Regions from separate parts of the Mus musculus genome. Here regions 2 and 3 are each linked to region 1. A link is a contact called in ENCODE POLR2A ChIA-PET data. All regions are on one chromosome and are shown on one strand. The core of a region is the stretch at or near the end of the contact, and the rest is flanking DNA. Distances in the headings are between cores, read along the strand shown.

Evidence for each region. ChIA-PET counts read pairs that join two places held with the same protein, here RNA polymerase II (POLR2A).
Region 2: POLR2A ChIA-PET joins it to region 1 with 24 read pairs in Patski. The contact joins the enhancer-like site here to the promoter of Vav2 in region 1. POLR2A ChIA-PET finds 5 or more read pairs at or near these places in 2 of 5 experiments (Patski and embryonic stem cell).
Region 3: POLR2A ChIA-PET joins it to region 1 with 12 read pairs in Patski. The contact joins the enhancer-like site here to the promoter of Vav2 in region 1. POLR2A ChIA-PET finds 5 or more read pairs at or near these places in 4 of 5 experiments (Patski and embryonic stem cell).

The regions. Positions count from the first base shown.
Region 1 is chr2:27,425,276-27,429,439 of GRCm38, forward strand. Vav2 (vav 2 oncogene) reads right to left here and starts at 2,333. Exons shown (of 28, transcript NM_009500.2): 1 at 1,001-2,333. The coding sequence starts at 1,204.
Region 2 is chr2:27,324,773-27,328,936 of GRCm38, forward strand. The region is part of intron 3 of Vav2 (vav 2 oncogene); the gene reads right to left. Among named protein-coding and RNA genes, the nearest start is that of Sardh, 80 kb to the left of the region's middle. RefSeq lists an enhancer at 3,971-4,127. Within about 2 kb of position 1,764, at least 1 of the 3 ENCODE cell types and tissues checked has a DNase peak (open chromatin) inside an H3K27ac peak, as active enhancers do.
Region 3 is chr2:27,502,440-27,506,603 of GRCm38, forward strand. It overlaps a transcript of Brd3 not described here. Among named protein-coding and RNA genes, the nearest start is that of Wdr5, 11 kb to the right of the region's middle. Within about 2 kb of position 2,157, at least 1 of the 3 ENCODE cell types and tissues checked has a DNase peak (open chromatin) inside an H3K27ac peak, as active enhancers do.

The DNA of each region.
Region 1 (4,164 bases), core at 1,083-3,582:
ATATTAGGATTAGTGACTCTCGGAGTCATCGCGTTTCCCACAGTCCTAGAAGAGAATTCCCGGCGTCCACTAGGAGTTTCGAAGTGGGCGGGTCGCACCTGGACAGTACCCGGCTGAACTAGAGCTGCCTAACTCTTCTCTCCACCTCCCAGATCCCTTTAAAGAGCGACCCCCGAAGGGCGGGCCACATGCCTCGAATTTGCTTAACTCTCGGCCAAGTTCCCTTCAAGGGGCCAAGAAAAGCAGCTTCAGCCAGCAGAGCGGACATTTTCCTGCCCTGCCCTGCCCTGCCCTGCGGCCAAACGCGTGTCTTGGCCTCCACAAAGGCCACACTGGAGCGACCACCGAAGTGGGGGCAATGAGAAGGCGAAGAAGACTCCAACCCAGAGGCTATCCAGGAAGGCCCCCGAGGCAGCTGGTCCTGGGCTGGGGTCCGGGAGGAGGCGCAGGCCAGAGAGGGGGCGGCGCCCGGCCCTCCCGCTCCCTCCGGCCGTAGCACCCCACCCGGCCCGGCCCCTCCGCCGAGCTGCGGGTAACAGTAGCCACCACTCCACCTCATCCTTCAACGGCTCCAACTCAACCTCCATGGGCTCCGGTCGTCTGGCACGCAGCCGGGGACGTGACCCCCAGCGTGGCACGCACCCGGTTGGAAGGGACACTCGGGGACCCGGGCCTAGACGCAACACTGCAGTGCTGGGCGTTACACCGAGGCTGGAGTCGCCCTCCACCAGGCAGCCGTAGACTGGGGAGCCGGCGCACACAAACCGTTCCCGCGGCGGTGGTAGCGCGCCCTAGACTGGGGGACTTTAGCCAACTTCGCGCCTTCGGGGACCGCCGCTCTCTAGAGCGGGAAGAGGAGACCGGGATGTGACCTGCTCTGCACTGACCCCTGAGCCAGAAGCTCCGGCCAGAGAACCTGGGCCTCCCGCGGCCCACGCTCCAGTCAATGCGCCCCTCAGATCGCACACCCGAGTCCCTCCTGCAGTGCCGGGACCCTCACCTGGGACATCTGCGGCCGGAAGTTGATGTCCTTAAGGTCGATGGAACCGGGGGAGAGGTTGTGCAGCAGCTGGCACAGAAGGACGCCGTCGCGCAGCGCCTGCGCCAGGTCGAAGACCACCGCCGAGGGCCACACGACGCGGTGGTTGGGCGGCAGGACCTTGCAGTCGATGAGCCAGCGGCCGCATTGCCGCCACTGCTCCATGGCGCCCGCGGCGCCTGTGCGCTCGCCGCTGCGGCCGCTGGCCAGCTGGCTCAGGGTAGCGCTCCGGCCAAAGTGCGGTGACCGCGGGGCATCCCGCCCGCCCGCGCGGGGCTCGGCCGCCGGGGCGGGGCTTCGCGCAGGCGGCCCCGGGTCCCCGCTGCGCGGCCGCACGGCCCTCCTCTTCCTCCTCCTCCTCTTCGGGCTACTAGCCGGCCGCCGCTCCCGCCCACGTGCGGCCAACCGGCGCTCGCGGGGCAGCGTGCGGGGTCCCTCTTTCACACACACAAGTCCGCTCGTGCTCCGGCCGGGGCTCCACGCCTCCTGCAGTCGCAGCGCTTCTCGATCCGCCCCTCTGGGCGCCGCATTCTGAGCTCCGGGCGCCCCGCTTCGGCCACCGCTCCTGCCCCACCCGAGACAAAGGCGCAGCGGGTCGCTCGCTCCCTGCGTCCGGCGCCTGAGCTGCTCGCTCCACCGTCGCTTTGTTCGCCGGGCCCGCGGGCTCTACGCCACTCGCGGGGCACTGGGACTCCGAGGCTCCGCGGCTCCTAGGCGCTGGGGGTGCAGGGGGCGCGGCCACGGCCGGGCGGGGCCGGGGGCGGAGCTGGCACCTTCACCCGGCACCTCCCCGGAGACCCAAGCACCGCCTCCAACCCGTCCTCCCACTTCCTGCCCCTGGGCCGCCAGCGAAAGTTGAGGAAGGCGGGGCTCCTGAGCAGGCTCCCCGCCCACGACTTTCCCTAGGTGCACGTGGAGGCTGGAGGTCTTTCTTGCGGTGCGATGAGGCCGCCGCACGGCAGAAGAGACTAGAAGATGACCGCGGTAACGCTGGGTGCCCTTGCAGGGTCTTTCGGCAAAGATAGACCCCAGAACGCGAACCAGGCTGGCCTACACACCCTACGCCCCTATGGCCTCTTCCAGTCCTCTGTCCTTGCCAGGGTCCGCAAGACACTCCGCCTCCACAATAACGGAGAGAGGGGGAAAAAAATCCTTCACTTTCAGCCCCCTTGATTGTCTAGTGGGAGGTGCTGGAGAGATAGACCGTGTTGTGTCCTGAGGACATTGTGACAGTGGGAGGGACTTCAAAAGCATAAATAACTGATTTTTGTGATTAAAATTAATTTGCTCTGGACAGTATCAGGAGCTGTGGGTTCTTGGTAAAGAAGAAGGGAACCCCACAAAGCCAAGTCTTCTATGAGACTGGTGTCATGAAAGGGAGCTAGAAGAGAGGAAAGTGACCAGTTTCCAAGAGCCGAGCTTTTGTGGGCGGTGTTCTGTCAGCCCCTGCCTCTCTCAGTTTACCTGGGCCAGGGAAGGATGACAGATCTGTCCCCTGCACCCAGGGAAGTCCCTCCCAGAAAGGCCTCTCTCTGCAGGAAGTCCCATCACCTGCCCCACCTAAGGAGGAAGCATGAACCCTAATCCTAGAGATCCGGCAGAGAAGCCAGGTAGAGCCTTCAGCCCCTCTACTTCACCTCTGAATAGCTTCAGGGGAAGGACCTCCTGCGGACTGGGGGTTAAATCGTCCAAAGCACAGGGCTACAGGCAGACCCTCCAGCATCTCCCTAAGAGTCATTCAACACCCTGCACCAAAGGGAGGAAAAAGAAAGAAGGAAAGAAAGGAGATTGCAAAGCTGAAAGCAAAGCACCCTGCTAAATGCTGCTGCATTCATGCCTTGGCGTGTGTACCCAGGGAGCTCTCTCACAGAAAAGAGGCCTCTGTGCTCCCAGCACTCCAGCCTTCCTGCCTCATCAGAAGCTAAGACCAGGTCTAGGACAAACGAATTTTGCCATCCAATCAAGCGTTCGTCTGCTGCCCCCTGGTGGTCTTGAGGGCAATGGCATCAGCTGACAGCCTAGATGCTACAAAAGAGGGGTCTGTCTGTCTTTGAGGGGCTGTAGTGCAGAGCATATAGTGGAGTTAGCATGTCAGTCCTCCAAGTCAGAAGATCCAGGCCTCCTGGCACCAGCAGAACTCTCTGGTACCCAATTCCTTATCTGGCTAGTGGGGACATCACTCATCTCGGAAATAATAGAAAGGATGAATGAAGAAAAGCTGGGTGGGAAGTATTCCAGGTGTCTGTTGTGCATGTGTAGGTCAGAGTTCACGAGCTCAAAACAAACATGCGGAGGACTGGTAAAGGGGATCTTTCTCCTCACCCATTCTCTCAGCCCAGAACTGTTCACCAGGATTGCCCTCTGGAAGTGTCCAAGAGAAGTGTACCTCCCCACTTTGGTCATGAGCACCACTGAAAGCCACTTGTGCTGAATACCAGAGCTCTGCAGTGAACTGAGCAGACGAAACCCTGAGGTAGGAACTGTCAACCCCAGCCACATGTCTGGGATGTGGGAAGTGGGCCACCAACTAACCATGCACGAGGCTTCAGAGAAGAATGCCCCTGGAAAGGGGTAGCAGGTCTCCTGGGAGCTCTTACGGGATAGGGGCAAGCATGGCTATGGAGAGCCAGGCCTCGTCCAGAGGCAGTTCTACATCATAACGGAACTAAACATCTCTGTCTTCCCAGTCATGAGCTGGTCAGCTACAGCGTATTCTTTTATGGACTCTGATGTTAACTCCCCACTTCTAATTTGCCAGCAAGTTTCAGATTCTGAGCACTGCCAGCTCTGCCACCACCAAGGTCTATGTTCCTCCCCTTGGGTTCCTCAGCAGCCCGCTTCTACCTTGCCTTTCAGTCTGCCCTCCACAGCCAGCAAGGACCGAACCAAATCTAGATGCAACCCTGTCACTCTGTGACAGCACAAAACAAGCCCTTTGTGGTACTCAGCTCTCTAAAGATAAAATCTTTAGGCCTAGGGCTCTTTAAAAGAACACTGTTTGACAAGCATGAGGCCCCATCTCTAGCCCTTACAGCAGCGATTCTCAACCTGTGGGTCTGGACCCCTTGGGGCTAGGTTGCCTAAGACCATTCAAAGACACGGATATTTACATCATGAATCATAAC
Region 2 (4,164 bases), core at 514-3,013, 100 kb before region 1:
CCAACTTAAAATGAAGCCCAACCCTTTCAACAACTCCAACCGCCCCTCCTCCTTCCTCTCCTACCCTACTCTACCTCCAAGGACATTTATTCAAGCTGGCCACTGGCCAGTTGTCACAGACCCAGGAGCACCTGGGGCTTTGTGATTTTGGCACTAGGACTTCTATGCCCATCTCTGAACAGTGATCTCCACCAAGTGCAGACATACAACCTGTATCTGCAGCTTGGTTGTTAAAGTAGCCAGAGAAAGACCCCAGAATCAGCTGCCCTCCTTCTACAACCTGGGAATATAACTGTGGTTGATTCTAGTGGATAGGACCTTCCCTACCCAAGAACTCCTCCACCCCAGAATAAGGCAACCTCTCTCACCTCTGTAAGATAGGCAAGCTTTCCAAACTGGTATCTACAAACAACCTTGACCAGGAGCCAAGCCACTGCCTCCACCTGGTTCATTCCAGGGGGATGGTGAGATCTGAAGGAAGGAGCCAAGAGCTAGGCCCCTCAAAGTAAGAGATCTTAGTTTCCTGGCTCATCTGAGCCGCACTGCAAAAGGTGGGCAGCACAAATGTTTACATCGAAACAAACCAGGAAAGGCTCTCATCCAGGAATCACATCACCCCTTTGTGCATCCTTTATGTAGTGGTGTAGGTCCCTTCCCTACAAGCCCACTCTGCTGGGCCTCAGGCCTCAGGCCTTGCTCCCATAGAGCCCCTGTAAGCACCAGCTCCAGTTGCTGAGAGCCTTTTCCTTGAGCAGCCTGCAGGACCACCCAGGTCCCCTCACAAGTCCACAGAGGCCTTGGCCTCTAGGTGCTCCTGCACCCTGCTGTTTCTTCCCATGACAGACTTGAAGAAAGATGTAGCCTTGAAACAAATGTGGCCCCAGAAGGTACTAGAGCTGCATGTGAGAAGGTACTCAGATTAGCATCTGGCTTTGGTACAACTTGGTTCATCAGATCATCTCAAAAACGTGGGACCCAAAATATGTTCTGCAGGCTCTGTAGACATTTCAGGTGGATGTGACCTGGATTGAGACAACAGCATCTTGCTTCCGTTTTCTAGTGCTGGTTCAGAGAGCATGTGCAGACCTTGAGACTGTATACATCTCACCAAATCCCTGTGTGTGACCTCACCCATTGGGTGGTCTGATCCTTCATGGCCTGGCTGTGCAATAGGTGGGAACAGGTCAGACTGTGTGCCCTGAGTCCTGCAAGTGAGACAGCCAGAGAGCTCACATGTGCCTAGATGTATCTATCTATCCTGTAAGGAGAGGCAACAACTCCCCACCCCCACCCCCGTGCAGGGGTGACACTTCCAGTGCTGGAATGGGTACAGACTGGTCCCCTAGTTCCACATGTAGACAACACTACTTGCAGGCCTTGGCCAGGCCTCCACATTGGACCCCGAGACTTCCTCAGATCACAGGAAGGAAGAAGGGACTGGCACTAAGGCACTAACCACCCTCAGGGTCAATTCTGCTCTCCTCAGACATGAGGGAGTGAGCTAGGTGAGCGCAGAGGCCAGCATTGGTGACAAAGCCCAGAGACGGGCACACAGGGGCACGACTGAACCACAGGTCCCTTTGGCACCACTTGGCCAGGGAGGAGGCAGCCACGCAGAGTTGAAAGGCACACCAAAAGCCTGGAGGTGAGAGCTGCTTAATTATTCAAACAGGCACCTGGGTAGCCACATCCTAATTGGCGGGAAGGCCTTGAAACCCTGGTGTCTGTCTTATTAAAAACAGCTCTCCTACTAAACAGCACCAACTGTCAAAACATGCCCACAGACGGGTCGTGATTGGTCTCCTCAGCCGCCATCCCGCCCAGTCCAGACAGTGGGGTGAGTAGTGTGCCTTGCTCCACACCACACCCCTGCTAGTTCTCCGGTCAAAAAAGCAGGCCAGTGTCATACCACCAACAGAGAGTGGGGAAGAGAACAGCTTTGGCCTGGGAAAGTCTGAGTGGCTGCAGCAGAAGGCATGCTCTCACTTCAGAGGTCCAGGTTGGTATCAGAATTACAAGAGTTAGGGTCTAAGTTTCCAGCCTCAGTGACCTCATCTGATAAATGGGGACAAACCAGGCACTTCCACACAAATAGCAAGGGAGGTGATGGTGAGGGCACCTGGATCCTGCTCTAAGTAGAATAATCCCAGTGGCCTCCTGGGCAGAGGGGACATAAGGACTCCGCCAATTGGGGACAGAGTCTGGTGATACAGGAGTTCAGTTACCATAGGGTTGGGCTAGGACCACAATGGAAGCCAGACTGGACATATAAGAGGGTTCTGCCACTTTAATGAGACTTGGGAAGTAGGGACAATAAGGCAAAGCCACTGCCACAGCCCTGACAGTGATCTCTGGTCTCTGCCAAGGCCCAACAGGGGTGAGGATAAGGGAAGTAGGGTGCAGCTGACTCAGAGCCTCCTGGGGCCAGACTCCGACTGACCCCCGACTCCCACAGGGCCCTTGTGGCCTGCATCTAGAGCCCCACAGAAACAGTTAGGGCTCTGCTGTGCCCCGCCCTGTCTGGGGAAGCCTAGGGAGGAGCCTCTGCTGATAACCCAGGAATGTTGCTTCTCAGCTTCTCGTACCCTGGATTCAGAGCCTCTAGCAGGCAGAGGTTTGGTAGGAAGAGGCCAGCTGATAGATAGATACACAGGGCATTCCTGCGCCCCGGCCCCCTCCTACATACCAGTCAAAGCAAGTTGGGGGGGGGGGTTGATCAGGCTGATAATGGAAAGTCCTGGCGGGCACACAAGCAGCATCATAGCCATAGTCAAGAACAGAGGGAAACAAGGCAACCATGCTTGTTTGCTGTTTATGCCCAGCTAGCTTTCTTCACTCTTAAATGCTTTAGGGCCCAGGGAAATGGTTCCACACATGGAGGGCTGCATCTTCCTACATCAATTAACAATCAAGATGATTCCCCACAGACATTATCACAAACCAATCTGATGCAGACAGTACCTCAATAGACTCATTCTTCCCAGGTGACCGTAGTTTGTACCAAGTTCACAGTTAAGACTAACCAGCACAGAACTCCATGCTACACACTTCCCACCTGGGCAACACCCTATGGGCAGCCTGCCTGAATGAACACTTAGGACGAATCCTCCAGGGACCAGGCCCTCCCATACAGGCCTCAGGGGTCCCCAGAGCTTGGCCAACTGCACTTTCCCAACCTCCAAGCTCAGGCCCCAGGAGCCAACCACCACTGTGGCATGGTCCCTACCCAGGACAAAGCTTGAACCATCAAAGTTCTGCTGAGGACCAGAAGGCTCCCCTCAAGGCCTCCTGGCCCAGGCCTGGGAAGTCTGCTGTGAGTTGAGCAATGTTAGGCGCTCAGTAGACATGACAATTCTGCTATGTGACAGTTCAGGGACCAGAGACAATGAGTCCCACCCACCGGGAGAAACAAAGATAGAGGTCTGGGTCTGCCTAGGGTCCTTGACCTTAGGGTCCAGACTCTTGGCTTCAGCTAGATTCTGCAAGCAAGCCCCAACGGGGCCTCGCTCAGCCTCAGACTGCCCCAAGCTTTATGGGCACCCTGGTCATGAAGCATGCAGCAGCTTTTGAAAAAGAGCATGTTCCCTTCCGCCTCTCCACAGCCTTCCTGCCATGACCCTTGTCCTGGTGGGGCCTGTTCCTTTCTCATGCTCTGGTTTCTAGAACGACCCCATGAATCACATGAGCCAAGACACAGAGCTGTAGGCACTCCACATGAGTGGAGCAGCTTTGCCCAGTTCATATCAGTGCCTGCCAGAGTCAGAAGGCAGAATGAATCCACAGGTCTTGAATCTGTCACAGTCCCCACAACTGTCTACACAGCTGGCTTCCTTCACAATCACAGCAAAGCTGGCCATATGGACAGGACCTGCTTAGGGGACCTGGGGGTGGGATACTGTAAGGAGTTCTGTACCACCAAGTCCCCATGTGACCTCAGGCAAGACCCTTCCCCTCTCTGAGCTGCCAAGGGGAATGGAGTGACACAGCAGCTGGAGGCTCTCCTCCATCCCCCAACATCCTGCCAACTTGCTGCTGGGAAATGAAGGGTCAGCCCAGTGGCCTTGGCCTTGGCAAGCTGCCTAGGCCAAAGGACCTGTCCCTTGGGATTCTGATGTGATCAGATAAACTAAGGCCTGTCCCCTCAGAGCATGGCAGACATCACTA
Region 3 (4,164 bases), core at 907-3,406, 77 kb after region 1:
GGTGTTATCAGGGACTCCATGGCTAAGCTCAGAGAAAGGTTAGAAAAACGAAACAAAGAAAGAGAAGCATATCAAGGATGGTATGAAAATTGGTTTAACAGGTCTCCCTGGTTTACTACACTTATATCCACCCTGGCAGGCCCTCTGATTATCCTTTTCCTCCTGCTTACTTTTGGGCCATGTATTTTAAATAAGCTGGTTGCTTTTGTTAAAGATAGAATAAACGCCATACAAGTCATGGTCCTCAGACAGCAATATCAGACTCTTCAACAAGAAAAAGAAAGGTCACTCTAAGATTAGAGCTATCCACAAAAAGAAGTGGGGAATGAAGAGCAAAAGCTTATAATTTTGGGTCTTTTAGCATTGTGGTATCTAAGTTCAAGAAATTCAGGGCTAAAGAATAGACCCAGGCGGGTCCAGGCACAGCCAAACCCACCCTGTAGCTAAGAATGTCCTGCCATAAAAGATAAAGAAAAGAATGCAGGAACTAGCCAAGGCTATCAGGACAGACCAAATGGCCATCTGGCAGGATGGCGCCTCCTGGGCGGCGCCTCCCTATAGCCCCCCATAAATCATACATTGACCAGGTGTCCTGCTGACCTTGAGAAGTCCCAAGCCCTTGTGCCTCCCTACACCTTAGCCGGCACGTATTACCCTGTTAATTTGTAATCACCCCGCCAACATTTAAATAAGCCAATCATGTGTGACCACGCAAATTTTTTCAGCTCCCCCCTTTTGGTTTGTAGTTTTTGCCTTTATAAGCCTGTAAAAAGTTTGGGCCAGGGTCGAACTCCCCTGCCCCCTGTGCAGTGCATGAGTTTCGACCCCAGCATGCTGGCTTGAGTGCTCCTTTGTTGTTTGTGTGTTTGTGTGCCATTAAAGCCTCGTGTAGTTACAGCGAGTTCGGTCTCAGTGTCCTACTGGGTGCGCACCTCCCAGAGGTCCTGTGTCATTTATCCAGAGGGACTCCCCACGGGGGTCTTTCAGCAACAGAGTTTCTACTAACTGAATAATGAAACCGTCCCTATACACTGGTCCTCAACAGTTAAACTCAGGCACAATACCTTGCTACCTAAGGTACCACATCTCCATTGCCCTAATTTTGGGCTGACTTTCTTGTCCTCCACCAAGGAGTTGTGTGTTGAGGTTTGGTGTTTTGCTATAAATTGTCATGTTAAAACTGGCCCCCAAGGCCTGGTTGCCCCCAAGGAGGAGAAAAATCTGTGTGTAGATCCAAGTGACCTTACCTCCTAACTTATCCCTGATTGGTGGATAAAATGCCTACAGCTTATATCTGGGCAGAACTGAAATAGGCAGGGCCTGACTTGGAGTCAGATGAGAGCCATGAGGGAGGGAGTAGAAGGTGGAGAAAGGAGGAAGCCACCATGGGGTGGGTAAATCATGAGATCATGGCCAGTTGGAGTTAAGAGCTGCCCAGATGGAACAAGACAAAGTATAGCTTGGGGTTATAGATGGGGAAATAGATGATGATAGCATAGAGGGTAGATTTCTGCCTGGCTCTAGTGCCGACTAGGCTTATTATAAATAGAAAGGTCCTGTGTCATTTATCCAGGAACTGAATGGTCAAAGGGGGGTTAGAAGCCCTGGATTGAGATGAACTATTTCTACAGCAGATGTGTTCCACTGCCAATGAGGCTCTGGCTGCCGGTCTAGGTGTTGGAAGGGGGCCTGTTTTGCTTCTGGTGCTGCTCTCAAGGCCAGCCTGGCCTCAGCTACCAGTGAGACACAGACTGAGCCACTCACATTCCCATATTTGCTCCATCCTAAGCTTGTGTGTGTGTGGTAACCTCGAGGATGGAGAGAGGATACAGTGCTTACAGCACTAGGCTCCAGAGTCCAGCACTGGTCTGAGCCTCTGGCCCTTTGCACTTCCTGTGTCAGTGTTTCTATTTTAGGCTGCTTGTTCCTCCCTGGGGATTCTCTGCGAGCCTGTGGGAAACCCAGGAAGGCAAGCACTATAGCCACAACCTGATCTATAGTCTTTGCTTCAGTTCTCCAGTTTCTTACTGTGCGTAGAGGGGGTTGGGGGACGCAGTACATGCAACAAACACAGTTCATCCATCCCCTCGCAATATGCCTCTGATTGGCAGGGCAAACCCTATCACCACATAATCCCAAAAGAGTGGAACACTGCAGTTCAAGCGTGCTCAAGAGGCAGCCCCAGGAGAGGAAGGGGGGCTGGAGAGGAAACTCTTGGGTAACAGGCAGCCTGAGACAGTCACTGCTGTGGGAACTGTAGTAAGAGAATGACATCTGACTCCTACCCCACCAGAGCCAGTGAGGCTAAGGAGGCAGGAAGAGCAGGGTCAGGCCTTCGTGTGCCATTGCTGACACTTTCTCTGAGTCCCATTTTTATCATCTGTACACAGCAAAAGGCTGGATGAGATTAAAGTTCTCCTATGAGTGGAAGTAGGGGGCTCAGCAAAATAAAACAGTAAACAGTCGGTGCTCAGAAAGGAACATACCCTGACATGATTGACAGAACGGGTACGCCTAGGCAGAACACAGGATGCCAAATTCCTATTTCACGAAAGATGGTGTTCTGGGGAGTGAAGTACCGGCAGGTGCTGGCTTGAGCTTGTATGCCCAAATGTCCATAAAAAGCCAGGCACTGTGACATCCATGTGCAACCCCGGCACTGGGCAGGTGGAGACGGATATCCCAGGAGCTGGCTGGCTATCCAGTCTTAGCAATGCTGTGAGCATCAGGTTCAGGGAGAGACCCTGCCCCCAACCCCAACCCCTCCCTCCCAAATAAGGTGGTCCATGCCTTTAATCTTAGCACTATGAAGGCAGCGTCAGGAAGATCTCTGTTACTCCAAGGCCAGCCTGGTCTATGCAGTTCTGGGTTAGTTAGTCCCAAGTGAGACCCTGTCTCAAGCAAAACAGAACAATAGTAATAAAGATAATTAATATTAATAGTAAAAATATTCCAGTGGTGGTGGCGGTGGCGCAGCCTTTAATCTTAGCATTTGGGGGACAGGAGGATCTCTGAGTCGGAAGCCAACCTGGTCTACAGAGCGCGTTCCAGGACACCCAAAGCTGCACAGAGAAACCCTGTTTTAAAAAAGGAAAAGAAAACTATTCCCTGGGCCTCAGGGCCTCTGAGCTTCTCAGGGCTGTCACATCTGCCTTTCTTTGTCAAGTCCTTTCTCGTCTAGGAAGCTCAACCTGAGCCCAGGTGGGAGGAGCCACTGAGACAGAGCTAGGTGCGGCCTGACTTTGGAAGCAGGGCCACATTCCTGAGATTCTTCCTCTAAGACCCGGCCCCGGCTGATCTTAGGGCCAGATGGTCTTGAGACACATCCGGTGCTGTGGCTGGGCTCCCAGCACCACCTGGAGGTAAGGAGAGTCCCAATCCAGCAACTTTGGCCTGCAGTTTGCTGGAAACAGTATAGTTTAGAGCTTCAACCCAGCGGACATTCCAGTTGTTGGTTGAGTGCTGTTATCTTCCCTCAGCAGCTACCTGGGTGGTGAGCAGATGGATCTTTTTGTTTGTTTGTTTTGAGACAGGGTTTCTCTGTGTAGCCCTGGCTGACCTGGAACTCACTCTGTAGACCAGGCTGGCCTAAAACTCAGAAATTCCCCTGCCTCTGCCTCCCAAGTGCTGGGATTAAAGGCGTGTGCCACCACTGCCCGGCATGATTTTTAAAAATATATTTTAAATTATTGTTTTAGGGGGGTGTTGACTCAGGGTTTCTCTGTGTAGCTCTGACTATTCTGGAACTTATCCTGTAAACCAGGCTGGCCTCAAACCCAGAGATCCAATTTGCCTTCCCCTGTCTCCTAAGTACACACTTGGCTTATTTGTTTGTTTGTTTATGTACTTTGGAGACAGGGACTCACTGAATAGCTTTGGCTGGCCAAGAATTCACTATGTATACCAAACTGACCTCAAACTCATAGCTATCAATCTGCTTATGATTCCAGAGTGCTGGGATTAAAGATGTGTACTGTAAAGATACAGTTTTATTATTTTAATCATGTGTATGTGTGCCTCTTTGTGCCAGGGAAAAGAATGAAGGTGCCTGCTGAAGCTAGAAGCACTGGATACCCCGAAGCTGGACGTACAGTTATGAGCCCTGATATGGAAGGGTGCCAGCTTGGGTCTACAAAAGTGGTATATGCACTTAACCTTTGAGCC